2 separate regions of the Homo sapiens genome follow, and region 1 is linked to region 2. Evidence: chromatin loops called from intact Hi-C (ENCODE). Cell type or tissue: OCI-LY7. All regions are shown on one strand. Each heading gives the region's core, and the rest is flanking DNA. Links, peaks and the distances in the headings are about the cores only.

What was found. A loop is a pair of places that touch in the nucleus more often than their neighbours do. Peaks named below come from ENCODE experiments on the same cell type or tissue, not always from the same donor. Only the 100,000 strongest peaks of a DNase experiment are listed, where the experiment ranks them.
Region 1: a loop joins it to region 2, with 7 times the contacts of the local background. A loop is called at or near these places in 14 of 110 quality-filtered maps.

What each region holds. Positions count from the first base shown.
Region 1 is chr18:8,999,928-9,015,180 of GRCh38, forward strand. No RefSeq gene overlaps it. Among named protein-coding and RNA genes, the nearest start is that of NDUFV2, 95 kb to the right of the region's middle. In OCI-LY7, for the core only: no CTCF peak of the experiment used is centred there; DNase peaks (open chromatin) are centred at 7,384 and 8,414; H3K4me3 peaks cover 286 bases; H3K27ac peaks cover 2,887 bases.
Region 2 is chr18:9,058,861-9,074,113 of GRCh38, forward strand. LOC124904243 (a long non-coding RNA gene) reads right to left here and starts at 6,931. Exons shown (of 2, transcript XR_007066278.1): 1 at 6,478-6,931; 2 at 2,571-3,898. RefSeq lists an enhancer at 7,792-8,011. In OCI-LY7, for the core only: no CTCF peak of the experiment used is centred there; DNase peaks (open chromatin) are centred at 7,111, 7,711, 8,161 and 10,981; H3K4me3 peaks cover 1,901 bases; H3K27ac peaks cover 7,939 bases.

The DNA of each region.
Region 1 (15,253 bases), core at 3,110-11,109, 60 kb before region 2:
CCATTAGCTCTTTGCATTTTCCCCCATTTTGTAATTATTGTTATTGCTTTATGCATTGTGAAGTCTCTATTATGCGAACCCCATCGGGGGCTGCTTTTCCATCACGATCAGCTCATTGGTGCTGTCAGCATAGAGCTCCCGGGAGGCCTCCCTGAGAATCTAGTGGAAAAGAAAGGAAATGTGAGCTTGAGGAGTCTTGCTAGCAGTGACTGTTGCCGTGCCCACTGGAGCTATGCTTAACCTAAAGATTTCAGGACTCTGACCTACAAAAACATCTCAGGCAGGACGCCCAGGTTTTGGTGTCTTTTTCACGCTTTTTTTCCCCAGGAACATGACCAGCCACATTTTAATGGCCATAGAGAAAACAAAATTTTTTCCCCTGGTGCCAGTTATTTTTGTTGAGTTTGTCGTTTTAAGATAATTGATGTAAAAAAAAAAAAAAAACATTTATCCAGGGAAGGCAAGAGCAGAAAAGAACCTGATAAATCCTCCAAGGAGGACTAGGGGATAGAAAGTAACATTATAGCCATGAAGAACCTAATTGTGCATCCAGCAATAATTTCTGCTGTATAAACTAAGATTTAAAGATGTCTCTCAGGAAGCAGGAAAATAGTGGGATGTCCCATAGAGGACATGAGCTTTGACACTGAAAGACTGCTGTCCGCCGCTGCCTGGGACCACTGAAGACAGACAAGCTTTCCAGCATGAATTTTGGTTAATATAGTGAATTATATAGACATGAAAGAGATTTACTGCCCTCTCACACCATCTTTCTCTAAACACATAAACATTCAAGATAAAATAGAACCCCCTAAAAATAGATTGAAATGCAGAGCCCAGCTTACAAGTTTTAGGAAACGGATCCAAAATAAAAAAGAGAGCAAAGCCAGAGAGGCAATTAAGAGCTGCAGCAGCATGGCCCACAGGGGACCATCCCCAGATGAAGGTCTTACTGGCTGGGAGTTGGAGTTTTAACACGTGGACTGAGACAGGAGAGTTAGGCTCAGGGCCATGGGAAGGGAGGCTCTTGCATAACGTTGAGTCTCAGATTCCATTCCTTTCATGAACCTATGAGTTGAAAAACTCTTCCCACTTGCCTGAGGAAGAACGAGAAGATTGCTGTCTACTCTGGTCCCTGGAAAAAAGAGCCACCCGCCATAAATCAAAATGGAGGTGTGAGATCTGAATTTATAAGTTGGGTATGGTGAGAAAACCCCCAAGATCAGAAATTAATATAAAATTCTTCTGGAATGGGTGAAACCACTAGAAACACAGCAGAGGCACATGCAAAACTGTCCTATAGAGATATTTCTTTACCCCTGTTATGAACTGATTTGTGTCCCCTCAAACTTCATATGTTGAAGCCTTAACCCCCAAGATGACTGTATTTAGAGGCAGGGCTTTTATGAAGGAAATTCAGGTTAAATGAGATCATAATGACTGGTGTCCTTATAAGGGAAGAAATACCAGGGATGTACGCACACAGAAGAAAAGCCATGTAAACACGTAGCAAAAAGGCAGCCCTCTGCAAGCCAAGGACAGAGGCCTCAGGAGAAAGCAACCAAGCACCTTGATCTTGGGCTTCCAATCCTCCATAACTGTGAGAAAATAAACGTCTTTTATTAATTATAATTACACCTGTAATCCCAGCACTTTGGGAGGACAAGGCAGGCAGATCACTTGAGCTCAGGAGTTCCAGACCAGCCTGGACAACATGGCGAAACCCCGTCTCTACTAAAAATACAAATAATTAGCTAGGTGGGGTGGTGTGTGCCTGTAGTTTCAGCTACTGGGTAGGCTGAGGTGGGAAAATCACTTGAGCCCTGGAGTTCGAGGTTGCAGTGAGCTATGATCACGCCACTGCACTCAGCCTGGGTGACAAAGTGAGACTCTTCCAAAAAAAGGAAAAGAAATGTCTTTTGCTTAAGCCACCATTCCATGGTATTTTGTTATAACAGCCCTAGCAAACTAAGACATCCTAGAATACATGGCAGCCTAGGTACCCTCACTGAAGGTAAATTCACAAGAAAAATTTCTAGACTTCACGAAGAAAGGGAAAGTCACAAGGAATAATGAACAGGGAAATTTGCACTCCCCAAAACTACAGGTAATAGAATAAGCTAAAACATATTATAAAATGTTTCTTTAAAATATTTAGACATGAAAGAAGGTATAGAAATTATAAGTACAGAGTAATATGAGAAAGGAATATGTTTTTTAAAGAAAATTGAATATAAATTGTGAAAATAAAAAATACAGTTACTGAAATTAAAAATGCAATGAATGGGAAAACAGTATACTAGACCCAGCTGAATAGAAACTTAGTGAATTGAAATACAAATCTAAAAAAGAGTCTGTAGCATCTAGATGAAAATACCAAAGAAAGGCAAAGATACATGAAAGATAGAATGAGAAATACCAAAATATGGATATTAACAATTACAAAAGGAAACACCAGAAGAACCTAGAAGGGGCAAGGAAGGGTTTTATATGTACAGGCTTGGCTGGGTGCGGCATCTCATGCCTATAATCCCACACTTTGAAGGCCAAGGCAGGAGGACTGTTTGAGACTGGGAGTTTGAGAACAGTCTGGACAACACAGCAAGACTTTACCTTTACTAAAATTTTTTTTTAAATTAGCCAGGCATGGTGACACGTGCTTGTAGAACCAGCTACTAGAGTGGCTGAGGTAGGAGGATCACTTGAGCCCAGGAGGTTGAGGGAAAAAAAAGAGAGCGCGAGGGAGATAAATGTAAAGCCTGAAAATTTTCCTGAATGGGAGAAGGAAATTGTCTTCAGATTAAAGAAACCTATCAGGACCTGAGCAAGAAAAATAAAAACAAAATCACATCTAAACACATTGTAATGAAAGAGCAAATCAACAAAAACAAACAAAAAAAAGCCTTAAAAACTACCAGGTTATTTTTCAAAGAATGGCAATTATACTAGAGAAGACTTTTCAACAACAGAAATCAAACAACAGTGAAATAATATTTCAAAGTTCTGAGAAAAACAATAACTGTCTCTCTAGAATTCTAGACCCAATTACACTGTCATTCAAGAGTGAAAGCAAAATAAAAGTGTTTTCAGACAAGCAAGTTTACTATTCCGACTTACCTGAAACAACTGATTTAAAATATACTATAGGAAGAATTAATTTGAGTGGTATACAAGAAGCATGTGGTAAATACACTGGTAAATCTAAATGAGTGTTTGCTATAAATAATAATAGTACTGAAAAATGAGGTGACGGTCAGGGGTAAAAACAAGAATTAAAGTACCAGAAAATGATAACACAGGAGATAGAAGGTCGATTTTGAAGAATTCTAAGGTCTTTCTATTGTTAAGGTGAAGAACGGAAATATTAAGTGACCTTAAAATCTAAGTAAATATCTGTGTTAAAAATTGAGAACATCAAATAGATAATTTGTTAATTTGATAATGTGGGCAGTGATATGGTTTGGCTGTGTCCTCAACCAAATCTCATCGTGAATTGTAGTTGCCATAATTCCTGTGTCATGGGAAGGACCAAGTGGGAGGTAACTGGATCATGGGGGCGGGTCTTTCCCATGCTGTTCTCATGGTAGTGAATAAGTCTCAGGAGATCTGATGGTTTTATAAAGGGGAGTTCCCCTGCACAAGCTCTCTTTGCCTGCCACCGTGTAAAACATCCCTTTGCTCTACCTTGGTCTTCTGCCATGATTGTGAGGTCCTCCAGAAGCCATGTGGAACTGTGAGTCCATTAAACCTCTTTCCTTTATAAATAACCCAGACTCAGGTATGTCTTTATTAGCAGTGTGAGAACAGACTAATACAGGTAGGTAAAGGAAAATAATGAAAAACCCAATCAAGTCAATGAAAGTCAGGGAGGGGTTGTGGGGAAACATGGTAAATGAGAAACCCAGAATAAATGATAGCAAAAAAACTCAACATATCAGTAAGCAATATAAATGTAAATGGATTATATTTGTCTACTAAAATACAGAGACTCTCAAATTCCATTTACAAAATCCGTTAGATGGTGCTCCAACTCTGGCTTGTAGTTTTTACGGATGAAAAACTAGTTGCCTGTCATTATTGTCTTTATTATTATGTATGTAATATGCCTTTTACCTCTCTCTGCTTATAAGATTTATTGTTATTATTATTGGTTTTAAGCAATTTGATTATGAAATTAAGTTGGCACATACCCGCTCATTGATTGATAGATTTAACACAATTGTATTATAATTACATCAATAAAGATATACACAAGGCATCATTATAAAAGCATAAAAGAACATAACTTTAGTAGAATTTTCCCGGTATATTAATTTAGATAAAGGCATAAATGATTGCAATAATAGAATTCATATAAAGAAAAGAGAAGCTCATGCCTATAATCCCAGCACTCTGGGCCAAGGCGGGTGGATCACTTGAGGTCAGGAGTTCAAGACCAGCCTGGCCAACATGGTGAGACCACCATCTCTATTAAAACTACAAAAATTAGACAGGCATGGTGGCACATGCCTGTAATTCCAACTACTCTGGAGGCTGAGGCAGGAGAATCACTTGAACCCAAGAGGCAGAGGTTGCAGTGAGCCAAGCTTACGCCACTGCACTCCAGCCTGGGCAACAGAGCAAGATTCTTTCTCAAAAAAAAAAAAAAAAAAAAAAAAAAAACAGAGAGAAAGAAAGAAAAAAAGAAGAATTAGGGCAAGAAATTCCCACTTTATAAACTATAAATATAAAGTACAGAAGGCATAGAAAGCTAAACACTTCATTGTCACCATTTTCACCATCCAAGTCTATCTTGATTTTACGTTATCTGTAGCTTAGGCCTAGGGCAACCTGGTGGCCAATCAGTAAGCTCCCAATTCTCACATGAGTACATATTTTGTATATTGGTCTATGCATCCCAAAACCCCTTGTGGATTCTGGGGAAGGTGGTACTGCCATCATGCTCCCGTGCACACCTCCAGAATGGGCCTCTTAGGTATAAGCAGTGGGCAAGAGAGATCTGGAGAACAGAGGAAAGGGTTGAAGGAAAATTTTTTCATTCTCAACTCCCTTAAAAATATAAATACAGAGATGGGGGAAAAATCACTACATCTATTTACTCCTTAAGCTCACGCCTTAGAAAGCAGCATTGCTTTTTGCTTTTTGTCAAGCACATGAGATCAAAACTAAACATAGTTAATTCCACATGGATGGAGGAAAATTTGCATGTTCTCTGCAGTGAGGTCGAATGTGACTCCATTCAGTGATCTCTTTTTTTTGAGACAGAGTCTCACTCTGTCACCCAGGCTGGAGTGCAGTGGCACCATCTTGGCTCACTGCAATTTCCACCTCCTGGATTCAAGCAATTCTCCTGCCTCAGTCTCTAGAGTAGCTGGGATTACAGGCACGCACCACCATGCCTGGCTAATTTTTGTAATTTTTCTTAATAGAGACAGGGTTTCACCATGTTGTCCAGGCTTGTCTCGAACTCCTGACCTCAAGTGATCCGCCTGCCTCAGCCTCCCAAAGTGCTGGGATTACAGGCATGAGCCACCATGCCCGCCAGTGATCCCTTTTTCTCCACTCTGGTTATGGAGAGCAGCCAGGGGTGCTGACTGTGCTTTCCATGGCACATTCAGGTGGAACAATGGGCCCATGAACCATCTATTCCCTGGCTATGGGCATTCAAGGCATATAAGGATTGGATCCCAGGAGACCTGGGGCTTCCAGGGCTGCAGGACAGAGATAAGAAGCAGTGAGTCATAGTCCGGATAGGGAAGATGCTCTCACACTTGCTTGGCAAATAAGAGTAGCTTAGAAGAAAATTCTCCTATTTCTGGAAGGGAGTAAGGAGTGAATCCCAGGAAAGGAGGGACCTGCTGCACTGCAGACCCCATGTGGGGGCAGTATCTCAGGGACTGGCCTGCATGCTACACCTAGGGGGCTGTGTCCTGGGTCTGGGTCCCACCTCAGCAAGCCTGTCTGGGCCAGCTTGTTATGGGAGTAGTGTTGTCCTCTATCTCTTAAAACCCACAATAAACCAGATCCATCCAGGCACACACCTATAATCCTAGAGCTTTGGGAGGCTGAGGCAGGAGGATTGCTTGAGGGCAGGAGCTCAAGACCAGCCTGGACAACATAGTGAGACCCCCGTCTCTACAACAGAATCTAAAAATTAACCAGGCATGATGGCATGGAGTCCCAGCTGCTCAGGAGGCTGAAGTGGGAGGACTGTTTGAACCCAGGAGTTCAAGGCTGCAGTGGGCTATGACCATGCCACTGCACTCCAGCATGGGCAACAGAGGGAGGCCCTGTCTCTTAAAAAGAAAAGAAATCAGATCCAAGAACTAAAGGCCATCCCCAAAATTCCAGGTTGCATGAGACCCTGTGACTGGTGCAGGACCCCAAGAAGGTGACAGGAAAGAACCACAATGCTGACCAATATTTTTTTAAATAATCTCTAGAGAGTGGGCACTTGGGGGTTAATTTACTTTGATTTTTAAAAATGAAATAACTCATTAACTCTTGGTCTGAAAGTTGTGATGGAACTAAATCCATATACACCACACATATTTACAGAACAAGGCTATTTAGATCAGTGGGTTTTTTGTTTCTTTTTGTTTTCAGTTTAATTTATTTAAAATTTTTATTTATTAATTATTTATTTTCAGAGATGGGTTCTCACTGTGTTGCCCAGGCTAGAGTGCAGTGGCTACTCACAGGAGTGATTATGGTGCACTATAGCCTCAAACTCCTGGGTTCAAGCAATCCTCCCACCTTAGCCTCCCAGTAGCAGCTGGGATTACAGGCACACACCACTGCACCTGGCTTAGACCAGGTATTTTTCAAGCTGTAGACTGAGATCCACTAGTAGGTCATGAAATTAATTTAGTGAGTCTTGACCAGCCATTTTTCATTAAATAGAATGGAAAAAAAAAAAAAAAGAGCTTCTGCACCACAAAAGAAACTATTATCAGAGTGAACAGGCAACCTACAGAATGGGAGAAAATTTTTACAATCTACCCATCTGACAAAGGGCTAATATCCAGCCAGAATCTACAAAGAACTTAAACAAATTTACAAGAAAAAATCAAACAACCCCGTCAAAAAGTGGGCAAATGATATGAATAGACACTTCTCAAAAGAAGACATTTATGCAGCCAAAAGACACATGAAAAAATGCTCATCATCACTGGCCATCAGAGAAATGCAAATCAAAACCACAATGAGATACCATCTCACACCTGTTAGAATGGCGATCATTAAAAAGTCAGGAAACAACAGGTGCTGGAGAGGATGTGGAGAAATAGCAACGCTTTTTTTTTTTTTTTTTTTTTTTTTTTTTTTGAGATGGAGTCTCACTCTGTCGCCCAGGCTGGAGCGCAGTGGTGCAGATCTTGGCTCACTGCAAGCTCCGGCTCCCAGGTTCAAGCCATTCTCCTGCCTCAGCCTTCTCAGTAGCTGGGACTACAGGCACCTGCAACCACATCTGGCTAATTTTTTGTATTTTTAGTAGAGACAGGGTTTCACTGTGTTAGCCAGGACGGTCTCGATCTCCTGACCTCGTGATCTGCCCGCCTTGGCCTCCCAAAGTGCTGGAATTACAGGCGTGAGCCACCGTGCCTGGCCAGAAATGCTTTTACACTGTTCGTGGGACTATAAACTAGTTCAACCATTGTGGAAGACAGTGTGGCGATTCCTCAAGGATCTAGAACTAGAAATACCATTTGACCCAGACATCTCATTACTGGGTATATACCCAAAGGATTATAAATCATGCTGGTATAAAGACACATGCACACGTACGTTTATTGCAGCACTATTCACAATAGCAAAGACTTGGAACCAACCCAAATGTCCATCAATGATAGACTGGATTAAGAAAATGTGGCACATATACACCATGGAATACTATGCAGCCATAAAAAAGGATGAGTTCATGTCCTTTGTAGGGACATGGATGAAGCTGGAAACCATCATTCTGGGCAAACTATCGCAAGGACAGAAAACCAAACACCACCATGTTCTCACTCATAGGTGGGAATTGAACAATGAGAACACTTGGACACAGGGTGGGGAACATCACACACCAGGGACTGTCATGGGGTGGGGGAAGGGGGAAGGGTAGCATTAGGAGAAATACCTAATGTAAATGACAAGTTAATGGGTGCAGCACACCAGCATGGCACATGTATACATATGCAACTAACCTGCACATTGTGCACTTGTACCCTAGAACTTAAAGTATAATAAAAAAAAACAACAAACAAACAAAAAGAATGGAAAAAAACTCTGTTTCAGGACTTTTTCTTTTCAGTTATAGGTAAGTATGTGTGTACAGGGTAGCAACGTAAATGCATTTCCTATTGTAGGTCATGGTCAAAAAACTTGAGAACTAAATTAGACCACATCACTATGAGTGAATAATTTCCTCTCCACCAGCTAGAAGTAGCTTGTCTGTACAGGAGGAAATACAGTCAGCCCTCCATGCCGGTGGGGTCCCCATTTGTGGATTCCACCAACCATAGACTGAAAGTATTTAAAAAAAAAAAAAAACTTGTTGGTTGTGTCTGTACTGAACACATGCAGGCGTTTTGTGCTCATCATTATCGCCTAAACAATAAAGTACAACAACTCTCTACAAAGCCTTTACATTATGCTAGGTATTATAAGTCATCCAAAGATAATTTAAAGTGCATGGAAGGTGTGCATAGGTTCCATGTAAATGCTATACTACTTTATATCAGGGACTTGAGCATCCTCAGATTCTCAGATTTTGATATTCACGGTGGGGGTTCTGTTACCAACAGAGCTGGTCCCCCACAAAAATGGGGTCTTTCCCTGTTTGGTGCAGTGAAACCAATACACAACACCGAAAGTGAGTGTCAAGTGGTGCAGGCTTTATTCGATGGCCATGGAATTGAGAAGCGGGAGCTTGGCTCACAAATCAACTTCTCAATTAGTGAGGGGTGAGGGGGTTATCATATAGGGTTTCCTTAATGATGGCTGGACATTAAAAGCAAGAGGAGGAATATCCATGTCTTTTCTGGAACTGGGCGGTACACTTCTTGGAATGAGGGGCTCCCTTGTTTTTGTCCTTTTATGGCTCCTTCTGGTCATTGTCACGGGGACTGGCAACCGTCATGACACTGGTGGAAGTGTCATTTAGCATGGAAATTAGATTATAATGAAGCCTGAGGTCTTTTTGAAGTCATCTGGTCGGATACCTGGGGTAGGCTTTGTAACTGGTCTCAGCTGGTCTGGTTACAAAGGGAACTTTTTATCGCCGGTGTCCTGTTTCTTAAAGATAAGCAGAGTTAGAGCAAAGGAGAAATTCAGCTATGTCACGTAGGCATTATACCAACAGTTCCTGGAACCAGTCCCCCACAGATAACAAGGCACGACTGCACATAGACTAATGGTCCCCAACCTTGGGTCCTAAAAAGAAGTAACGGGGGGCGGGGCATGGTGGCTCATGCCTGTAATCCCAGCACTTTGAGAGACCAAAGTGGGCAGATCACCTGAGGTCAGGTGTTCAAGACCAGCCTGACCAACAAGGCGAAACCCTGTCTCTACTAAGAAAATACAAAAAATTAGCTGGTGTGATAGCGCACGCCTGTAATCCCAGCTAGTCAAGAGGCTAAGGCAGGAGAATCGCTTGAACCTGGGAGGCAGAGGTTGCAGTGAGCCGAGATCGTGCCATTGCACTCCAACCTGGGCAACAAGAGTGAAACTCTGTCTAAAAAAAAAAAAGTAAGTAATGGGGATATTATAAACCATTTTCAGCAATAGCTAGCATTTATGAAGCATATCCTGGATAAGAGATATGTGGGTTACATCTTCATTTTCTAGATAAATTAAAGTCACTCATACTCATCTATCAAGTTGAAGAGCTAAATTTTAAATCCAGGTTCTTCAGACTCCAAAACAATGCCTTTTCTAAGAGACCACACTGCACCCCCCTACCCTTCAATAATTCATGAACCTTATTACAAATAATATGCATGCCTACAATAAAGCTGCCCAGCCAAAAAAAAAAAAAAAAAAAAAAAAAAAGGCTTGACAATATTTTGTAGTGTTGGCTACTTAAATGTGAAAAATCAAGTCTGTAATAAGAATATGTGTGAAACATTCTATAAACCATACAGTAAAATAAAAATATAGGGTGGTATTGAGGTCAGACAAGACCATTTTGGTGTCTTTTCCTCCAATCTTTCATATCCAGTAAGTCATCCCACTACCACAGCAGACCAACTAGGATTGGCCGAAATCGTGCCTGCTTGCGCCTTCTTTCTAGAAATTTCCATGTCCCCAGCGTGCATGTTCTGTCGCCTTCTGCCCCTTTCTGTCTTGCTGCCGTACTCTCCATTGGTCTTGCCTCTGCTGCCTTGTTTCCTTTCTGTACAAGTGCAAGGCAGAGCTCTTTCCTTTCCCCTGAGCATCTGTCCCTGTGCAAATTTATCAGGTTTCTCTCGTCTAGCAGAGAAAGAAAAATGAAGTATCAGCATTATGGCCTATCTGTGCACTTTTTAAAATTAACTGCAAGCTTCATTTAATATCTTCATTCTTGTTTTTCCTTTCCTTTTCTCTTCCACTTTAATTTTATTCCTCCTCGCTGTACTCTTGGATCTCAGTAAGCCACCTTAAGTTCTTTTTGACATAAGAAAGAGAGATAAATACATTTTTTCAACTTATAAATTGAGGTAGTTTCGTGTCCCAGGGTTTCGAAGTTAATACTGTCTTTCTTCCTGCGTTTAACACGGACTTGATGGAACAGGTCTCTGGCATGGAAAAATCACAGAGTCACCCTGGCTATTAACAGTCATGGATCCATTAAGAGTCTATTTTATTTTGACTACTTTGTATCTTTTTTCTTCTGGACCCAGGAATAATTACAGATCCAAGAATTGAACAGATACTCCCAACCTGAGAGCTAACGCTCACCTAACTGATTCCAAAATCCCCTCATTTGGTGGGGAGGGAGGGAGGGGGGCTACCTTGTACTTCCAGAACTCCTGGGAACACATTGAGATTCCTCCATCACGGTATTTTTATGTCTACTCTTTCCCTATTGGTGCTGAAGAGTTGCCTCCTGATCTCTGTCCTCAACTTTGAGCCAAAGGATATTTATTAAAGAAAGAAAGTCATAGCACGTTTAAAAAAGAAGAGTCCCCAGAAGTAAAATTTCTCTGCACTCGTTGTAAGCTCCACATGGCTTGCAGTGAAGAAAAGTGGACAACCCTGCCTCGCCTCCAGTAGATGCGCCCTCCACAAACCACCCAAGGCTGCCCCCGTGTTCTGTCCACACTAACCTAAGCCAACCTCATAAGTGACAGATGTTTATTGAGTGCCTGCTAGGGGCCAAATGATTTTTAAATTTATATTTTTGAATCAGGGGACTCTTTTTAAAAAATGAAATATTACACTGAATTTCAATATACAAATGATAAAGGTGGAGCCCATTGAGGTGAAGTGAGGGAGATGGCAGGGGGAGGATAGCGGGAGAGAAAGCCCCTCCCTCAGCTCCTGGGAGCACAGATTGAAAACCACTGTGCTATGGGGACCGAAGGAGAGTTAGCTACCTGTGAGGAACTCCCCATCGAGTGTGACAAATGCATAAACACGCACATACAGCTGGGAAGGCAGGGCTGTGGTGGGAGTGGGTGTTGGAGCTTCCAGAGGGTGTCACAGGAGCAAGAAACATTGCATGTTGGGAGAAATGACACGTGCCAGATGGAGGGAATGAAGAAGGCCGTGATGGGGGAGCAAGAGATGCAATGGAGAAGTAGAGAATGGTCAGATTATAAAAGACCTTGTGTGCCATTCTAGGGAGTCTGGATTTTGTCCAGGCTTTTCCTAAAGGCTACAGCAGACAGAGGGATCAAAGCAGAGGCAGGACAGGACCAGGTTCACAGATTATAGGAGATGGCAGTCAGGGGGTGGGGCAGGGATACAAAAGCACCAATTATTGATCCAGGGGAAAGACTGGATCAACAGTTGGCATATCAGTTCCTTTTTGTACACGCTGTGTCATTCTGTCCTAGGTTGGGTTTTGTTTTGTTTTGTTTTGTGTTTTGTTTTTTGTTTTTTGTGTTTTTTTTGAGACAGAGTCTCACTCTGTTGCCCAGGCTGGAGTGCAGTGGCGCAATCTCGGCTCACTGCAACCTCCACCTCCTAGGTTCAAGCAATTCTGCCTCAGCCTCCTGAGTAGCTGGGATTACAGGCACACACCACCACGCCTGGCTAATTTTTGTATTTTTAGTAGAGACAGGGTTTCACCACGTTGGTCAAGCTGGTCTCAAACTCCTGACCTCATGATCCGCCCGCCTCAGCCTCCCAAAGTGCTGGGATTACAGGCGTGAGCCACCGCACCTGGCCTGTTCTGGTTTTTTTAAGACCCTCATTAAGCTTCCTGTCCTGTCTCTGTCTATTGCCTCTGTCTCTATAACATTTCCAGAAAATTCATGTCTTCTGCCTCTCTCCAACCTAGAAAACTGATGGAAACGGGACCACCGATGGAGTACTTCCACTGTAATCTTATGAGTCTATTCTTTCTCTCATTGGCTAAGAAGAATTGCCTACATGATTTCCACATTATTTCTGTCATAAAAGCAATGAAAATCATATTTATTTACTTATCTAGAGAACAGAGTCTGGCACATAGTAGCAGAAATTCAGTAAATACTTGTCTTAGTCCATTTGTGTTGCTATTTAAAAAAATACCTGAAGCTGGGTAATTCATAAAGAAAAGAGGTTTATTTGTCTCATGGTCCTGCAGGCTGTACAGAAAACATAGTGCCAGCATCTGCTTCTAGTGAGGCTTCAGGCTGCTTCCACACATGGTGGAAGGCAAAGGCAAGCTGGCATGTACAGACGACATGGTGAGAGAAGAAGCGAGAGAAAGAGAGACAGACAGACAGAGAGGAGAAGGTGCCAGGCTCTTTTCAACAACCGATTATCTTGGGAATTAAGAGTGAGAGCTCGCTCACTCCCACCAGACAGGCACCAACCCATCCATGAGGGATCCTCCCCCACAATCCAAACACCTTCCACCAGGCCCCACCTCCACTGGGGATTAAATTTCAACATGAGATTTGGTGGGGCCAAACAAACCGTATCCAAACCATAGCACATATGAAGTGAATAAAGGAATGAAGGAATGAATGAATGAGTGAAAACTAGGGAATCTTGACAATCTGACATAATGATTGCTAAGATGGCCTTTAAGTAGGGAGATGACACTATAGAGATGATATGAATGATCCAGGGTAAGTGACTGAGCTTTTAGCTGTTTTATCAAGAGAAAAGTTGATTTAGTGTAACTCACACTACTTGAATTCAGATCAGAAGACCTGCCTTTTCTGATCTTGGCTACGATCACACACTTGCCAGATTAACATTTCTGGGCCTCAGTTTCCTCATGTGTAAAATCATGAAAAATGGCCAGGCACAGCGGCTCACGCCTGTAATCTTAGCACTTTGGGAGGCTGAGGCAAGTAAATTGCTTGAACTGAGAAATTCAAGACCAGAGTGGGAAACATGGCAAAACCTGTCTCTACAAAAAAAAAAATACATAAATTAGCCAACATGGTGGTGCACACCTGTAGTCCCAGCTACCTGGGAGGCTGAAGTGGGAGGATCACTTGAGTCCAGGAGGTCTAGGCTGCAGTGAGCTGTGATGGCTCCACTGCACTCCACCCTGGGTGACAGAGCAAGACCCTGTCTCACAAAAAAAAAAAAAAAAAACATGGAAAATAATACCTACACCGGGCGAGGTGGCTCACGACTGTAATCCCAGCAATTTGGGAGGCCGAGACAGGAGGATTACCTGAGGTCAGGAGTTAAAGACCAGCCTGGCCAACATGGTGAAACCTCATCTCTACAAAAATACAAAAATTAGCCAGGCATGATGGCAGACACCTGTAATCCCAGCTACTTGGGAGGCTGAGGCAGGAGAATCACTTGAACCTGGAAGGTGGAAGTTGCAGTGAGCCGAGATCGCACCACTGCACTCCAGCTTGGGTGACAGAGGGAGACCCTGTCTCAAGAACAAAAAAAACAAAACAAACAAAAAAAAAACATGAAAAATAAGGCCTACCACCTTGCCGCATTGTTGTCAAGTTTCATGCGTCCAGGGAACACTAGGAAACAATTCTTTACTTTGTTCTTGGGTGATAGAGAGGAATGAGAAAAAGAAGGCATCTCTGTGACTGGACTATTTTATTCATTCATTCATTATCTATTCCCACTTGGAGATTCACCTTCCAGAATTCTGGGGCAAACCTGAAGAGCTTTGTGTTCAGTTTCAACAAGTCAACTCTCCATTGAAATGTGAATGAACTTTGTGGAGAGACCTTTCTATGGCAGCCTACTCTTATACTGGGCCCATGAGGCCAGTTCAAGGCCATGGACAGTTGTACATTGTTGAATACTGCACAAGGACATTACACCTAAGGGGACTTTTCACATTGTAGGCATGTCATGTGTATTTATCGTGACAGTTTCCTGGCATATGGAAGCAACATATCTTGTACTACCAAAAATCAGTATATGGTAGTAATTTCCCAACAAATACAAATACAATTTCCTAAGGAAGATATCCCGTTGTCCATTAGCATAAAAGTACTGCACCATACCAGCAGGTGCACCTCTGAGATCTGCTTGTCCCCACCTGATGTCTGTGCCTCTGCTGCTTATTCCAGGAGCAGGTGCAGTTGCCACACCACCACCCAGCACTCAGCCTCCCCTGGCAGAGGAACATGACCACCATTACGTCCTCTGTAGCTACAGCCCCAGCACCCAGGTGGGAGTCAAGCAGACCCCCACGGGCTTTGACTGCCCCGGGGGGCTGCCCAGAGGAACACAGAGTAACACACTCAGAAACATGGGGGAGATAACACCCCAAGGAAGGAACATGGACCAGTGAGAGTTGGGAGATGGGAGAAGCTGACAGATAAATGGCTCATTCAAGCTTCCCATGGCTTCTTGCGCCATTCCAAGAGCAATGGCTCCATGCAGCCTCTCCAGAGGTTCATGTCCTTGTGAGATGGTCACCAGCTTTTTCTTACACCACCTCTTATCTGTGTTCCCTCCTTCCCACCTCACAGCCCTCGCCCCTCACCTTGGTGCTCTGGGATTGCCCACCTCCCGCCAGCCCAGTACATTAGTGCTGTGGGCTGGGGAGCCTGGGTCACCATACACTCCACTGGGCTGATGGCCTCCCTGGGCCAGTCTGTGTGTTACAGATGTGCATATAAACACAAGCCAGATTTGA
Region 2 (15,253 bases), core at 3,743-11,742:
GATAGAAATAATGAGAATCTAATTTGGAAGTCAGTGATGTAGACTTCAGTTTGAGATATCATGTTTGTCCTTTTATAGAAATGCTTGGAACAGTGAGTAAGAGGAGTAATAAGAAATTTTGCACATTAAAATAAGACAGGCTATTTTGTATGGGGGAAGATAAAGATTTTTAAAAATTCAGCCAATACACTCTGTGAAATAAGAGTATTATATATGTATAGAAGTACAGAGCTTCCTACTTCTTATCAAAATGGCTTCTGGCATCTTTCAATTTCATCATCTTTCCATTTTCTTATCTTTTCCTATTGGGGATGGCAGTGTAGTTCAAAGGGATAAAAAATATTGGAATTAAGTATTTCCTACTTTCTTTTTGAGACAGGTTCTTGCTCTGTTACCCAGGCTGGAGTACAGTGGCATGATCAGGGCTTACTGCAGCCTCAACCTCCTGTCTCAAGCAATCCTCCCACTTCAGCCTCTCAAGGAGCTGGGACCACAGGCGTGCACCACCATGCCAGGCCAGGCTAATTTTTTTTTTTTTCCGCAGATGGGATCTTACTTTGTTGCCCAGGTCTCAAACTCCCAGGCGTAAGTGATCTTCTCACCTCAGCATCCCAAAGTGCTGGGATTACAGGCATGAGCCACAGGGACCCTTCTACTTTCTTAAGGGGGCAAGGGAAAGACAGAGTATGTCTATCAACATCAGGTACTTATGTAACATTTGTCACAGTGTGTCAAACTAACCCTCTCCTCATCCCTCTAGGAACAGACTTGGCAAGCCAGAGGGCTGAAGAAGCTAGAGGGGCCACAGGATAAACCACTGATGAAATCACTGGTGGGAAAATGAGATTTCCCTGTATCTCACTCAAGCCTATTGCTGCAGTATTGATTAATCCGTGTGCTTTTTGTGTCAATGGTTCCAGACAAGCGCCATCATGCACTCTCTCCCTTTTTCATCATTGATATCAACTCAAAAAAGATGGGCTCCAATAGAAGGAAGAAGGATTACACCGCATATAGTATAAACAATAAATTTGGGGCCAGGTGTGGTGGCTCACACCTGTAATCCCAGCACTTTGGGAGGCCGAGGCGAGCAGATTGCTTGAGCTGAGGAGTTCGAGACCAGCCTGACCAAGACAGTGAAACCCTATCTCTGCTAAAAATACAAAAATTAGCCAGGTGTGATGGCACGTGCCTGTGATCTCAGCTACTCGGGAGGCTGAGGCAGGAGAATCCCTTGAACCTGGGAGGCAGAAGTTGCAGTGAGCCGAGATTGCACCACTGCACTCCAGCCTGGGCAACAGAGCAAGACTCTGTCTCAAAATAATAATAATAATGATAATGATAATAATAATAAATTTGCAGATCTTCAGGTATTTAGCACGTTTCTAAATTAGAACTGTCCTTTTTTTTTTCTTTTTTTGAGACGGAGTCTTGCTCAGCCACCCAGGCTGGAGTGCAGTGGTGCGATCTCCGCTCACTGCAAGCTCCGCCTCCCGGGTTCGCGCCATTCTCCTGCCTCAGCCTGCTGAGTAGCTGGGACCACAGGCACCCACCACCAAGCCCGGCTAATTTGTGAGTGTGTGTGTGTGTGTGTGTGTGTGTGTGTGTGTGTGTGTGTGTGTGTTTTTAGTAGATACAGGGTTTCACGGTTTTAGCCAGGATGGTCTCGATCTCCTGACCTCGTGATCCACCCGCCTCGGCCTCCCAAAGTGCTGGGATTACAGGCCTGAGCCACCGCGCCCAGCCAGTACTGTCCATTTTTAAAAGGTGATGCTTACTGAAATGATATCTCCTTCTGGTGTTCCCATAGACAATAAATAAACTCTTCTAGGCCTTGTACTTCCCCCAGCACTTCCATAGGCATCTGCTGGATGGTCCCTCACTGGGCATCAGCACCACACAGAAGGGAGGTGGTCTCCATAGTAATTAATGTGAATGAGGAGAGTCAGCACACCAGTGGTCTAGCCAGGCTAAAATTTCTTAAAAGGAAATGGCGAACTGATTTTCTTTGTAAAAATTCAGGCCCTGCTCTTTTTCTTTCTTTCTTTCTTTCTTTTTTTTTTTTTTTTTTTTTTTTTTGTGGCCTGGCCAACTGTCCCTCCCTAGGCAAAAGTGGACTTGGATTTCTTTTGTTTCAGCAATCATTATCTGCTACCTTTACTCTAAAAATGCACTTTCCACCTGTCCCCATCTTCTACTTAAGCCTAAGGGATTACAAAAGGACTCATGTTTACCACTATATGTTGAATCAAGGAGTATCAACAAATTGGAAATTAGCCTAATCCCTTAAACTTCATATAATCTGTTTCCTTCATTTTGCTCCCATCTCCAAATATTTCATTCAGTACCAAAGTCCCCAAGAGAAAATGGATTCCTTCCTAGCTGGACCTGGGGCATCTGGCCAGATCCCCATCATGTTTCACCCCAAGCTACCCCTTAATCCCAGATGGAGCTTTAGACTCCTTTGAGAGAGATGAGGCCTGTCAAGAACTGTAAAAGCTCTGGAACTTTCTCCAACTTACACTGTTAACTGTTTCATTGATGCTGGCAGAAGACATAAGACTCTTGGGTCAGAGACAAAGGATTTTATTACTAACAGCACAGCACAGCAAACAACATGAGCATATTTGCACTAGTTCCCTTCCCCATACACAACACAGGGATGACATGATAGTCCTAGATGATACCTGCGCATGCAGTGGGTTGCATTACAGGAGAGGAACCCAGGGCTAAGGGCCCAGCCCTTGAGCAAGCAGCAAATAAGCCAGTCTTTCTCCACTTTGACCTGCTTAATTGCCTGTGTGACTAACCAGAGAAACCATTCAGTATCAGGAGACAGATCAGTCTTAAAATCCAGTACACTCGGCTGGACGCAGTGGCTCACACCTGTAATGCCAGCACTTTGGGAGGCCAACGAGGGCGGATCACCTGAGGTCAGGGTTTCAAAACTAGCCTGGCCAACATGTCTCCACTAAAAATACAAAAATTAGTCAGGCGTGGTGGTGGATGCCTGTAATCCCAGCTACTCGGGAGGCTGAGGCAAGAGAATAGCTTGAACCCAGAAAACGGAGGTTGCAGTGAGTTGAGATCACGCCACTGCACTCCAGCCTGAGCGACAGAGTGAGTGAGACTCCGTCTCAAAAAAAAAAAAAAAAAAAAATCCAGCACACTCAGCAAGAACAGGCAGGGACCTTCAGGGTCCATGGTGGGCTGCCTTTCCCAATAGGACCCACATACTTCTCATTATTCTGATCTTTCCTTCAGAATTACCTAGTCCAAGGGAGTACAACACTGAGAGCTAGTGGCCCTGGCTAGCTGTTAAAGACTGCGAGAAAAGTACTACTAGTTGCTGAAGGAAAACGGATTGTGGGATGTAAATTTGTCTCCTTATATTTAAACAAAAACACTCAAAACCCTCTTCCCCAACCCTTCTACTGTTTCAGTTCCTACTGGTCTGTTCTGTAAGTTCTCAGTTCCTGTTAGATTGTAATACTGAAAAAGAAACCCTGTCTACCCTCTAAGTTGGATGGAGAATTCAACATAAATAAGAAAGATATATCTACTAAGCAACTGAAACTTAATATGTCCAAAACCAAACTTCTGGACTTCTTCACACACCATGCTGTCTTCTCCCATACCTTCCCCTCCATAGAGAAGGTAACCATCATCCTTCCAGGCGCTCCTGCCAGCAGTCTCGGAATCAGGCTTGATTCCTCTTTTTCTCTCCCATTTCATGGCTTGCTCAACCTCCCAGGCTATCCAGAACCTGAGTGGCTCCCTTCCTCCATGATGAAGCCACCATCACTTCTTGCCTGGATTGTTGCAGTAGCCTCCAAACTGTTTTTCTGCTTCAGTCTTTACTTTCTCACACCATTCTCAATTCAGCAGCCACAGGGTCCTTTCCAAATGGAAAACCACATCATATCTCTTCCTACTCAAAACCTCCCATTGACTCCTAACTCATTCAGAATAGAAGGCCAGCCAGGTGTGGTGGTGAACACTTGTAGTCCCAGCTACTCAAGAGGCTGAGGGGAGGACAGCTTTAGCCAAAGAAAGAAGAAGGAGGAGGAGGAGGAGGAGGAGGAAGAAGAGAAGAAAGCTAACTCCTTGTAGTGACGTGCAAGGTCCTACATCTCTTTGATCTGATTACTGTCCTCTCACGGCCTCCCCATGCCCCACCCCCCAATACCTGGAACACAAATGCCCATGCCTGGCCCTTGGCATATGCACAACCCCTCCCTCCGCCCGGATGCCCCCTCCACCAGCTGTCCACGGGGCTTATTCCTGCTGCTTCTTCAGGGCTCCCCTACCCCAGCATTCCCCATTGCTTTATTTGTTTGTTTGTTTTGAGACAGAGTCTCACTCTGTCGCCCAGGCTGGAGTACAATGATGCAATCTTGGCTCACTACAACCTCCACCTCCCGGGTTCAAGCGATTCTCCCACCTCAGGCTTCTTAGTAGCTGGGATTACAAGCGCCCACCACCGTGCCTGGCTAATTTTTGTATTTTTAGTAGAGATGGGGTTTCGCCATGTTGCCCAGGCTGGTCTCGAACTCCTGAGCTCAAGTAATCTTCCCACCTAGGCCTCCCAAAGTGCTGGGATTACAGGCGTGAGCCACCATGCCCAGCCCCCTGTGTTATTTTTATCCATAGCACTTATCACTATCTGAGGTAGTGAAGATGTCTATTTCCTTGTTATGATCTGTTTCCTCTGACTACAATAAAAACTCCATGAAGTCAGGGATTCTATTTGCCACTGTGCTCCAAACCCCAATGCCTAAAAGCTGTCTGTCATACACTAGGTATCTAATAAATTGTTGTTGAATTCATTAATTCTACTCATATTTATCATTTACTTTTTTCAATTGCAGTTCAAGGGGGAGAGAGAGACAAATCAACAGGTACTTATAATACAGTGGGTAAGTGCTGTATTTGGAGAAGTATAGGGCATTACAGAGTAACAAAGGAGAACCAGATGCGAATAAAGAAATAAGGAAATATAAGTGCCCTCAGAGAAGTCGTCTGACATCCTGCATGCTCCAATTTGGCATACCCAGCATCCTATCTGACCTGGGGAGTTCTGGTGCTTTTGTTTTAATTTGTGATTATAAATGTGTCAGATGTGTCAGTCATTGCCTTCCTAGGCAAATGCAAAATCACAAAACATTTTCTTATCAAAAATAATAGCCTCGGGCCAGGCGCTGTGGCTCACACCTGTAATCCCAGCACTTTGGGAGGCCGAGATGGGCAGATAACCTGAGGTCGGCAGCTCAAGACTAGCCTGGCAAACATGGTGAAACCCTGTCTCTACTGAAAACACAAAAATTAGCCAGGCGTAGTGGCGGGTGCCTGTAACTCCAGCTATTCGGAAGGCTGAGACAGGAGAATTCCTTGAACCCGGGAGGCAGAGGTTGCTGTGAGCTGAGATTGTGCCACTGCACTCCAGCCTCTGACAGTAAAACTCTGTATCCTAAATAAATAAGTAAATAAAATAAAATTGTAAAAAAAGTTATAGCCTGGGACTCAACAAAAACAACGTTCCTATGGGAACACAGTTTTGTCTTTTTTTGTTTAAACAGTTGTTGTTGTTGTTGTTGTTTTTGAGACAGGGTCTTGCTCTGTTGCCCAGGCTGGAGTGCAGTGGCACAACCACAGCTCACTGTAGTCTCAACCTCCTGGGCTCAAGCGATCCTCCCACCTCAGTTTCCTGAGTAGCTGGGATCACAGGCACGCCACCACACCTGACTAATTTTCTGTATTTTTTTTTCTAGGGATTCGGTTTTGCCATGTTGCCCAGGCAGGTATCAAACTCCTGAACTCAAACAATCCACCTTCTTCGGCCTCCCAAAGTGCTGGGATTATAGGCTGTTTTATACTTTTTAGGTGATTAAGTATCTTTAAATATTTACCGAACAATTTATTTTAATTATTCTAAATTTTCTTCTAATTATTATGAATGTAGATACATGTTTCACAAAATTACAATTATACTCACATAAAATCTATACAGGCGGTGGCTCGCGCCTGTAATCCCAGCACCTTGGGAGCCCAAGGTGGGTGGATCACCTGAGGTCAGGAGTTCGAGACCAGCCTGAACAACATGATGAAACGCTGTCTCTACTAAAAAGACAAAATTAGCCAGGTGTGGTGGCACACGCCTATAATCCCAGCACTTTTGGGAGGCTGAGGTGGGTAGATCTCCTGAGGTCAGGAGTTTGGGACCAGCCTGGCTAACATGGTGAAGCCCTGTCTCTACTAAAAATACAAAAATTAGCCAGTCATGGTGGTGGGTGCCTGTAATCCTACCTACTCAGGAGGCTGACACAGGAGAATCGCTTGAACCTGGGAGGTGGAGGTTGCAGTGAGCTGAGATCATGCCATGGCACTCCAGCCTGGGCAACAAGAGTGAAACTCCCTAAAGAAAAAAAAAAAAAAAAAAGCTATAGCTTTTCATGGAATATCTGCATTTGCACATACCTCTCCTCTGCATGACATTCTTCTTTCATTCACCCAGTTGTTTTCTGCTCTTTCTGGTGCCTTCTTTTTCTTTAAGCAACATTTATTCAAAGAAGTCATCACCATGGAGGCTTTTCCTATATGCTCAGGGCTACAAAATCAGCTTTTCACATCATTTTCCCCTTGGTATCTTCCTCCTCCTCCTCCTTCCTCCTTTTGTCTTCTATTCCTAGAAGTCTGTGGCTTTTCATAGTTTGGGGATTTTGTTGTTGTTGTTTTGACAGAAGAATTAAGGTCACACATGTATTTAATGCCCTGAGCCAAGTAGTGTCTTTTCCCAAAGGCCACAGAGCTTTGCCTAGGTGCCTCTGCACCGTCATCACGCTCTCATTGACCTTCCTTTCTCTTCCTCCAGGTCCAGGGGAAGTAAAAATCCCAAATCAAAAATCCCCTTAAAGCTTTATTAAAATGAGAGCTAGAAAGAAAAAAAAGATTAAAATAAATAAATGAATAAATAAAGTAAGAGCTAACAGCTAATATTTATGACGTGCTCACCATGTGCTGAGCATTCTACATAAATTCTGTCACTCCCACTTCACAGTACCTCCACGAAGTAGGTACAAATGCAAAAATCTCAGCCTCAGTGAGGGTAAGTGACTTGTCTGAGGTGCTCTGAGTACTGAATGATGGAACATTCATGTGTACCTAAACAGTCTGACCATGCAGCCATGCTCCAGCCACAGTGCAACGTGCAACACTGGTCGGGGGAGCTAACAAGGAGTTAACAAGGCAGTGAGTAACACTGCAGCTGTTACAAGAACCACTAGAAATCGTGGATTTGCAGAATATCAACAATATTTTGTCCTTGTCTTGAAGGAAAGGTACTAGGGCTAGGATTACTTTTTTTTTTTTTTTTTTTGAGACAAGGTATCGCTCTATCTCCCAAGCTCACTGGCTCACTGCAGCCTTGAACTCCTGGGCTCAAGCAACCCTCCCGCCTCGGCCTCCCTAAGTGTTGGGATTATGAGCATAAGCCATGGCGCCTGGCCTACGGTTACTTTTAGAATGTCTTCTTTCAGGATTCTCTAGGTTTTACTCTAGGATTTGGCTGGAATAGAATGCTGGTAAAGCTACCTAAGGTTTAGGCCCCCAGGTGATTCCCGGTAGTGAGATTCTTAGCAACTTTCAGAACCCACATCCGTGCTTGCTCCCTTTTTACTACATCAGCCGCTGACTCAGGACCAAGCTTTATTTGGTCTCAGCAGCCACCTGAGAACAGCAGTTGCTCAGAATTCTGCCCTGGTTGCTGGGGTTTCTACCTAAGGCCCTACCCTGTCTGGTCCCAAAGGTTCCTCTTCTTGGATTCAAGCTAACCTTGGCCTGCATTGATTTGGATGTTACCTTTTCCCTATACCAGCTCCACCCTGGAAGTTTCTTTGGCTCAGACTCCTAGAAAACCAGAAGCTGCCCTTGCCTTTGCCTTCTGTCCTTCTCAGTTTGTCCAAAATATTCCTCACCAAGCCATATAGGCTGGCTTGACCTTAAATGAATTTCAGCCCCTCTTCACTATGCTGTTCAGTTGGCACCTGGCCTGTTCTCAGTGGGGCCTGGTGACCGCGATGGCAGGTGCCTCTCTTGGGGAACCCAACCGCCTTTCATGGGATCTTCCAACCCAACTGTTACTTCCTATTTGAAAGCTTTAGACCCAAGTAGGTCCACTACAAACTCTGTTTCCAGCCAGGGGGACTTTTCTAATTCTCAGTTCATTTGCACAACAGAAATGACACCAAACCCAGTGGGTGTTCATGTCCCTCCCAGATCAGGTGACCAGCTCTGCAACCCCACTCTCTTCCCCTGGTTCTTTCTGATGATTCACCTATGAGTTACACACCTTCCCCTGTGCTAGGGCTGTCCTCTAGCCTAGACCCTACCGAGATATTCTGACAGTGTTGAGCCGTGCTTTTCACATTTCAGTCTTTCATTTATAGTGGTCACAATTTTTGTCATAGATAAATAAGTATCATCCGTACTATTAGTTATTTAATGTATTTTTCTTTAAATCACTTAGTTTTTAACTTTAAACCCAATATTCTTCAGTGTTGCCCTAAATAATATTACCTTCAAGATCAGTGGTTGGATATGCTAGTTATATATTTACTTTTTTTTTTATTTTTTGTTTAGTTTTTTATTTTATTTGAATCATCCACCTCAAAATGTCACTAGTTATATATTTTCTTTTCTTTCTTTCTTTCCTTTTTTTTTTTTTTTTTTTGAGACAGAGTCTCACTCTGTTGCCTAGGCTGGAGTGCAAACCTCCGCCTCCTGGGTTCAAGTGATTCTTGTGCCTCAGTCTCCCAAGTAGCTGGGATTACAGGCGTGCACCACCACACATGGATAATTTTTGTATTTTTGGTAGAGACGAGGTTTCACCATGTTGGCCAGGCTGGTCTTGGAACTCCAGACCTCAGGTGATCTGCCCACCTTGGCCTCCCAAAGTGCTGGGATTACAGGTGTGAGCCACCTTACCCGGCCTAGTTATATATTTTCAAACACACATTAACTAAACAAATAATTATAAGCACTGAGTCCATCAATGTCAATATGACACAGCTTTTTTTCCAGGAAACACTCGCCCAGGAAAATAAGACTGTAAGCCAATATGTAACTTGGCAATTTGCTTCAGAAAATTCCTGCAAATCAATGTATTTGGGCAGGCAGTTTGCTTACCTGGGCAAAGAGCTCGTTTATTAGACAAGTTTACTCCTAAGGACCTTTGCCTCACATGCCTTCCAATCCTGAACGATTATGTCAGAAACTGAGCCCAACCCAACCCCAATCTGTTCTCATGGTTTTGCCGCCTTGCCCAGACCGGTCTCAAACTCCTCAACTCAAGCAATCCACCTGCCTCGGCCTCCCAAAGTGCTGGGATTACAGGTGTGAGCCACCACGCATGACCTGACATTTTATTTCTTTTTTAAATTTATTTTATTTTCATCTTTTTTCATTTTTTGTTCTGAAATTTCATATGTTCAACTGTTTACCACCTAAAATCATCTCATCCATTAGGAGTGGTAGGCACAGCAGCCTTTGATGAAACATTTCCCCTAAAAACACAATAAGAAAGTTCCTCTTCCAGCTCTCCACTGTCTCTCCCACGCCTTGCCTTTCTCCTCCAGTCTCTTATGTCCCTCCTCCTCCCACACCTTTACCATCAATGCCTTTTGCACCTGAGGTCTGCCTGCCTTCTATGACTCAGAAGGACATAAACTAAGGGAGAAGGTGATTTCCAGCAGATGAGCAGACAGTATTCCAGTGAGACTCATAAAGTGGTAAGCAACCTCTGTGCTTTGAAAACATTGTTAACTTAAAATGGAATACTAGACCATCATGGAGCTCATCGTGACACTGGCCACTGTGAAGCCAAATTTCAAGTACGGAAAGTCACCCAATACAGTGCAATGTCACTGCAATTTACACGATGTGATATGAGAGTCTGTACCAAGAAGGCTCCTCTGCCCCAAATTTCTTGCCTTTCATCCATTTGCCCCACAACTCACGGGTGTTAAAGGGCATAACATTTTAACTATAACTTAAGGGAAACTAACTTTTTTTGTTTTGTTTTGTTTTGTTTTGAGATGGAGTTTTGTTCTTGTTGCCCAGGCTGGAGTACGGTGGCACTATCTCAGCCCACTGCAACCTCCGCCTCCCGGGTTCAAGCTATTATCCTGATTCAGCCTCCTGAGTAGCTGAGATTACAGGCGTGTGCCACCACACCTGGCTATTTTTTGTATTTTTAGTAGAGACAGGGTTTCACCATGTTAGCTAGGTTGGTCCCAAACTCCTGACCTCAGGAGATCTACCCACCTCAGCCTCCCAAAGTGCTGGGATTACAGGCGTGAGCCACCACACCCGGCCAACTTCAACTTTTTAACTTTAACTTGAGCACCACTTTTCTGGTCCTTCGAAGGCAAAAAAATCTGAGGAGATATGAGTATAGCAACCTTTGGGACCGGCACGGTGACTTGTGCCTATAATCCTAGCGCTTTGTGAGGCCGAGGCGGAGGGATGGCTTGAGGCAGGAGTTCGAGGCTGTAGTGAACTATGATCACACCACAGCACTCTAGCCTGAGGGACAGAGCAAGACCTTCCCTAAAAAAAATAAATAAAATAATTTAAAAATTTTTTAAACTCAACCATTGGTATTTATGGATCACTTATAGTAGGTAGGATGTTTTCAAGGTCTCCACTACAGTGCCTGTGTGCTTTGATTCTTAAAGAACGCTGTGAATGGTAGGTATTATTTTCCAGTTTACAAATGAATTAACCCAGGCTTCAAAAGGTTTGATGATTTGCCTGAGGCCACACAGCTGGTAAGGGGCAGGCCATGGTTGCCTCACCAAGTCCCTGCCCCTAATGTTACTGGAAGTGGATCCATAACATAAAAACAGCCTCTGGTGTTTCTGTAGCCCTCGTTGGTCTTATAGACTGCTCGTTCATTTTCTCATTTCCTCACGGGACACCCCCTTGAGGAGGCAAGCTGGGGGTATTTTTAGCAATGGTTTGTCAGTTCCACTTCCTCTGGGATAAGCTGCAGCAGGTGGGCGAAGGAAGGAGGAAGCAGAGAGGGACGACTGAGGAGAGAGACCGCGTGGAAGGGAAGGCCGTCACTCCTCTCCAGGCCCGTCCCACTCACGCAGAACACTGTCCTGATATTTGGGCAGCAGGAGGGTGCCCTGCTTCGAGAAGGAAAATTACCAGGGACCCGTGTGCTCTGTGAAATATGTAAGGCTCTACACAAGGAAGGAAAGCAGTTCCACTGAGATTGGTAATAAATAACATAGTTGTAAACAGAGTAAGAGAATAGAGTTAAGGGTCTCGCCAGACTGCCCCAAAAACAAAAAAAGTCCTTGTTGGGGTTCAGGCTCAGCTGTAGGCTTTAAATTGTTTAGGGATATTTACAGTTCTAAGATATAGAAATCTAGGGCAATGAAGGCTCCTGCAACTATTTAAATGGTATCTGTGAATTAGTGATTTATATTATTTCTTTCTGTTTGTTTTTTTTTGAGACAGGATCTCACTCTGTGGCCCAGGCCGGAGTGCAGTGGTGCAATCATCAGTCACTGCAGCCTTGACGTCCCACCTCAGCCTCCTGAGTAGCTGGGACTACAGGCGTGAGCCACTGTGCCCGGCTAATTTTTATTTTTTGTAGAGACAGCGTCTCCCTATGTTGTGCAGGCTGGTGTCAAACTCCTGGGCTCAAGTGATTCTCCCACCTCAGCCTCCCAAAGTGCTGAGATGACAGGCATGAGCCGTGGCACCTGGCAACTCGTGCTATTTCTAATAGCTACTTATGTTGAGCACCTACCATGAGGTGGGCACATCACCTATTGGCTTCTCATTTTCAGATTAGGATGCTGAAGCTCAGCTAGCAAGTTTCTGCATTGAAATTCAAAACTAGGATTGTCTTGCTTGAATGGCTTTGCGTCATCATGATGGAACTTCCAGAGATCAGTCATATGTTACCCCAGCATCAAAGAGAAAAGAATAGACTGGACTGGCGAGCATAGAGTTCCCATTTATGTGCCTCAAATTCCATCCCATTTACTACCTTGGGCATTTTAACAGCCTTTTAAAGAAATATGGGCAGGCGCGGTGGCTCACACCTGTAATCCCAGCACTTTGGGAGGCCACGGTGGGTGGATCACCTGAGGTCGGGAGTTCAAGTCCAGCCTGACCAACATGGAGAAACCCCGTCTCTACTAAAAATACAAAAATTAGCCAGGTGTGGTTATGCATGCCTGTAATCCCAGCTACTCAGGAGGCTGAGGCAGGAGAATTGCTTGAACCTGGGAGGCGGAGGTTGCAGTGAGCTGAGATCACACCATTGCACTCCAGCCTGGGCAACAAGAGCAAAACTCCATCTCAAAAAAAAAAAAGAAAGGAAAGAAATATTTAGAAACTGGCCAGGCATGGTGGCTCGCTGTAATCCCAGCACTTTGGGAGGCCGAGGCGGGTGGATCACCCGAGGTCAGGAGTTCGAGACCAGCCTGACCAACACTCAAAATACAAAAATTAGCCAGGCGTGGTGGCGGGCACCTGTAGTCCCAGCTACTCAGGAGGTTGAGGCAGGAGAATCACTTAAACCTGGGAGGCAGAAGCTTCAGTGAACTGAGATAGTGCCACTGCACTCCAGCCTGGGTGAGAGAGCAGTACTCTGTCTCAAAAAAAAAAAAAAAAAAGGAAATATATATATATGATATATTCTATATCTAGAATATATATATAGAATATATCATTCTATATATAAAAACCTGTTTATATACAAGAAAACCTAATTCATTTGAAATACAAGGAGGATTTTAGCTTTAGTTTGATTTTTTAGAACAATAGAACAGAAGCTTCTAAACATTTTTGAACTTGACCTACAGAAAGAAAAGCCCTTTACATCATGCCTCAGTATACACAAATACACATGTGTGCAACAGAAGTTTCACAGAGCAACACTTACTCTACCTGTGAGAAGCACTCTGACATTTTGTTCTATTTTATTTTATTTTATTTATTTTTGAGACGGAGTCTCACTCTGTCACCCAGCTGGAGTGCAGTGGTGCAATCTTGTCTCACTGCAGCCTCCGCCTCCTAGGTTCAAGTGATCCTCCCACCTCAACCTCCCTAGTAGCTGAATTACAGACATGCACTACCACACCCAGCTAATTTTTGTATTTTTAGTAGAGACAGGGTTTCAGCAAGTTGGCCAGGTTGGTCTCGAACTGCTGATTTCAAGTGATCCACCCACCTTAGCCTCTCAAAGTGCTGGGATTACAGGCATGAGCCACCATGCCCAGCCCCTTCTGACATTTTAGATTCTAGTCTAATCTTTCTCTTTTTTTATTTTTGTTCATAGTCTTCCTTAATTATCTTTAAAAAAAAAAAAGTGGTAAAAACGTAACATGAGCTCCATCCTCTTCACAGGTTAAGTGTACAATACAATGTTGTAAACTATAGGCACAATGTTGCACAGCAGATCTCTAGAACTTATTCATCTTTAATAACTGAAATTGTATCCCCTTGAACAACTCCCCATTCCCCCTTCCCCAGCCTTCCCCAGTAGCAATCACCATTGTACTCCTGGCTTCCATGAGTTTGACTATTTTAGATATCTCCGGTAAGTGGGACCATACAGTGGAAAACAGTAAAGAGGTTCTTCAAATCATTTTTTATTTAATTAATTAATTAATTTATTTGTTGAGACACGGTCTCACTCAGTCACCCAGGCTGGAGTGCCATGGTGTGATCTGGGCTCACTGCACCCTCCATCTCCCAAGTTCAAGCGATTCTCCTGCCTCAGCCTCCCAAGGAGCTGGGATTCCAGGCATACACCACCACGCCCAGCTAATTTTTCTATTTTTACTAGAGACAGGGTTTCGACATGTTGGCCAGGCTGGTCTCGAACCCCTGACCTCAGGTGGTCCACCCGCCTCGGCCTCCCAAAGTGATGGGATTACAGGTGTGAGCCATCACGCCTGGCCTCTTCAAATCATTTCAAATAGATCTGGCCGGGTGTGGTGACTCACACCTGTAATCCCAGCACTTCGGGAGGCCGAGGCGGGCGGATCACCTGAGGTCAAGAGTTTGAGACCAGCCTGGCCAACATGGCAAAACCCTGTCTCTACTGAAAATACAAAAATTAGGCTGGGCTCAGTGGCCCACGCCTGTAATCCCAACACTTTGGGAGGCCAAGGTGGGCGGATCACGAGGTCAGGAGATCGAGACCAGCCTGGCCAACATGCTGAAACCCCGTCTCTACTGCAAATACAAAAATTAGCCAGGTGTGGTGGTGCGTGCCTGTAGTCTCAGCTACTCAGGAGGCTGAGACAGGATAATCACTTGAACTCAGGAAGCGGAGTTTGCAGTGAGCCGAGATCGAGCCACTGCACTCCAGCCTGAGTGACAGAGCAAGACTGCGTCTCAAATAAATAAATAAACAAATAAAATAGATCTTTCCTTTTTTTGATGCTGCTCATATTGATATCAGGATCCACTAATACGTTGTTTCTACAACAATGGAACCTGAAGCCTGGGTCTAGCATTGTTTTGCCTGAAATGACACAGTATAGTAATTAAAGGTTCAAAAGTAAATAGGAAAGACAGAGAAGGAGAAAAAGAGAAATTTAAAAACTTAATTACTGACGGCTACTCAGTGGAAATATTACCACCTTTATGCATTTTTAATTCTTGAAGAGATGCCATTTATAAATGCTGCTTATTTTTTCCTACAGGCTGATCGAAGATGATGAAATGCCACATTCGCTTCAGTAAACAGACATCTCAAAGTCCAAAGGAAACAAACTCAAAGGTTAGTTCATTTGTGTCTCAAATAATATTCATCAGCTGGTTTGCTAACTAGGGCAAGTCTCTCTGAAGCAAATGCACGAAGGAACGCGGGTATCATTATCCACTAGGTGGCAATATAGAACAGGAGTAGCCTTAGCCTTAGCCTGTTTACTGACACGTGGGTGGTGTGAACCGCAAAAGAATTTCGAAATCCAGGACTCCCCAGTAATTCACATGGATTCAGACTGAAAGTTTACTCAGCGCTCCTGGCATGTTTCTGCCCTTTCTTGGAACAGCCCTGAATTTCAGCTTCATTCTTGCTGACGGGCTGGTATTTAAAATTAGTAATATCCCTGGCTACTTCCTTGTGGCAATGTAGATGAACTGTTGCTGTGTAAAGTCAGAGCCATAGTGTTGCCTGTATTTATTAATGATCTACAAGGTAAGCATATGCCGTGAAGGT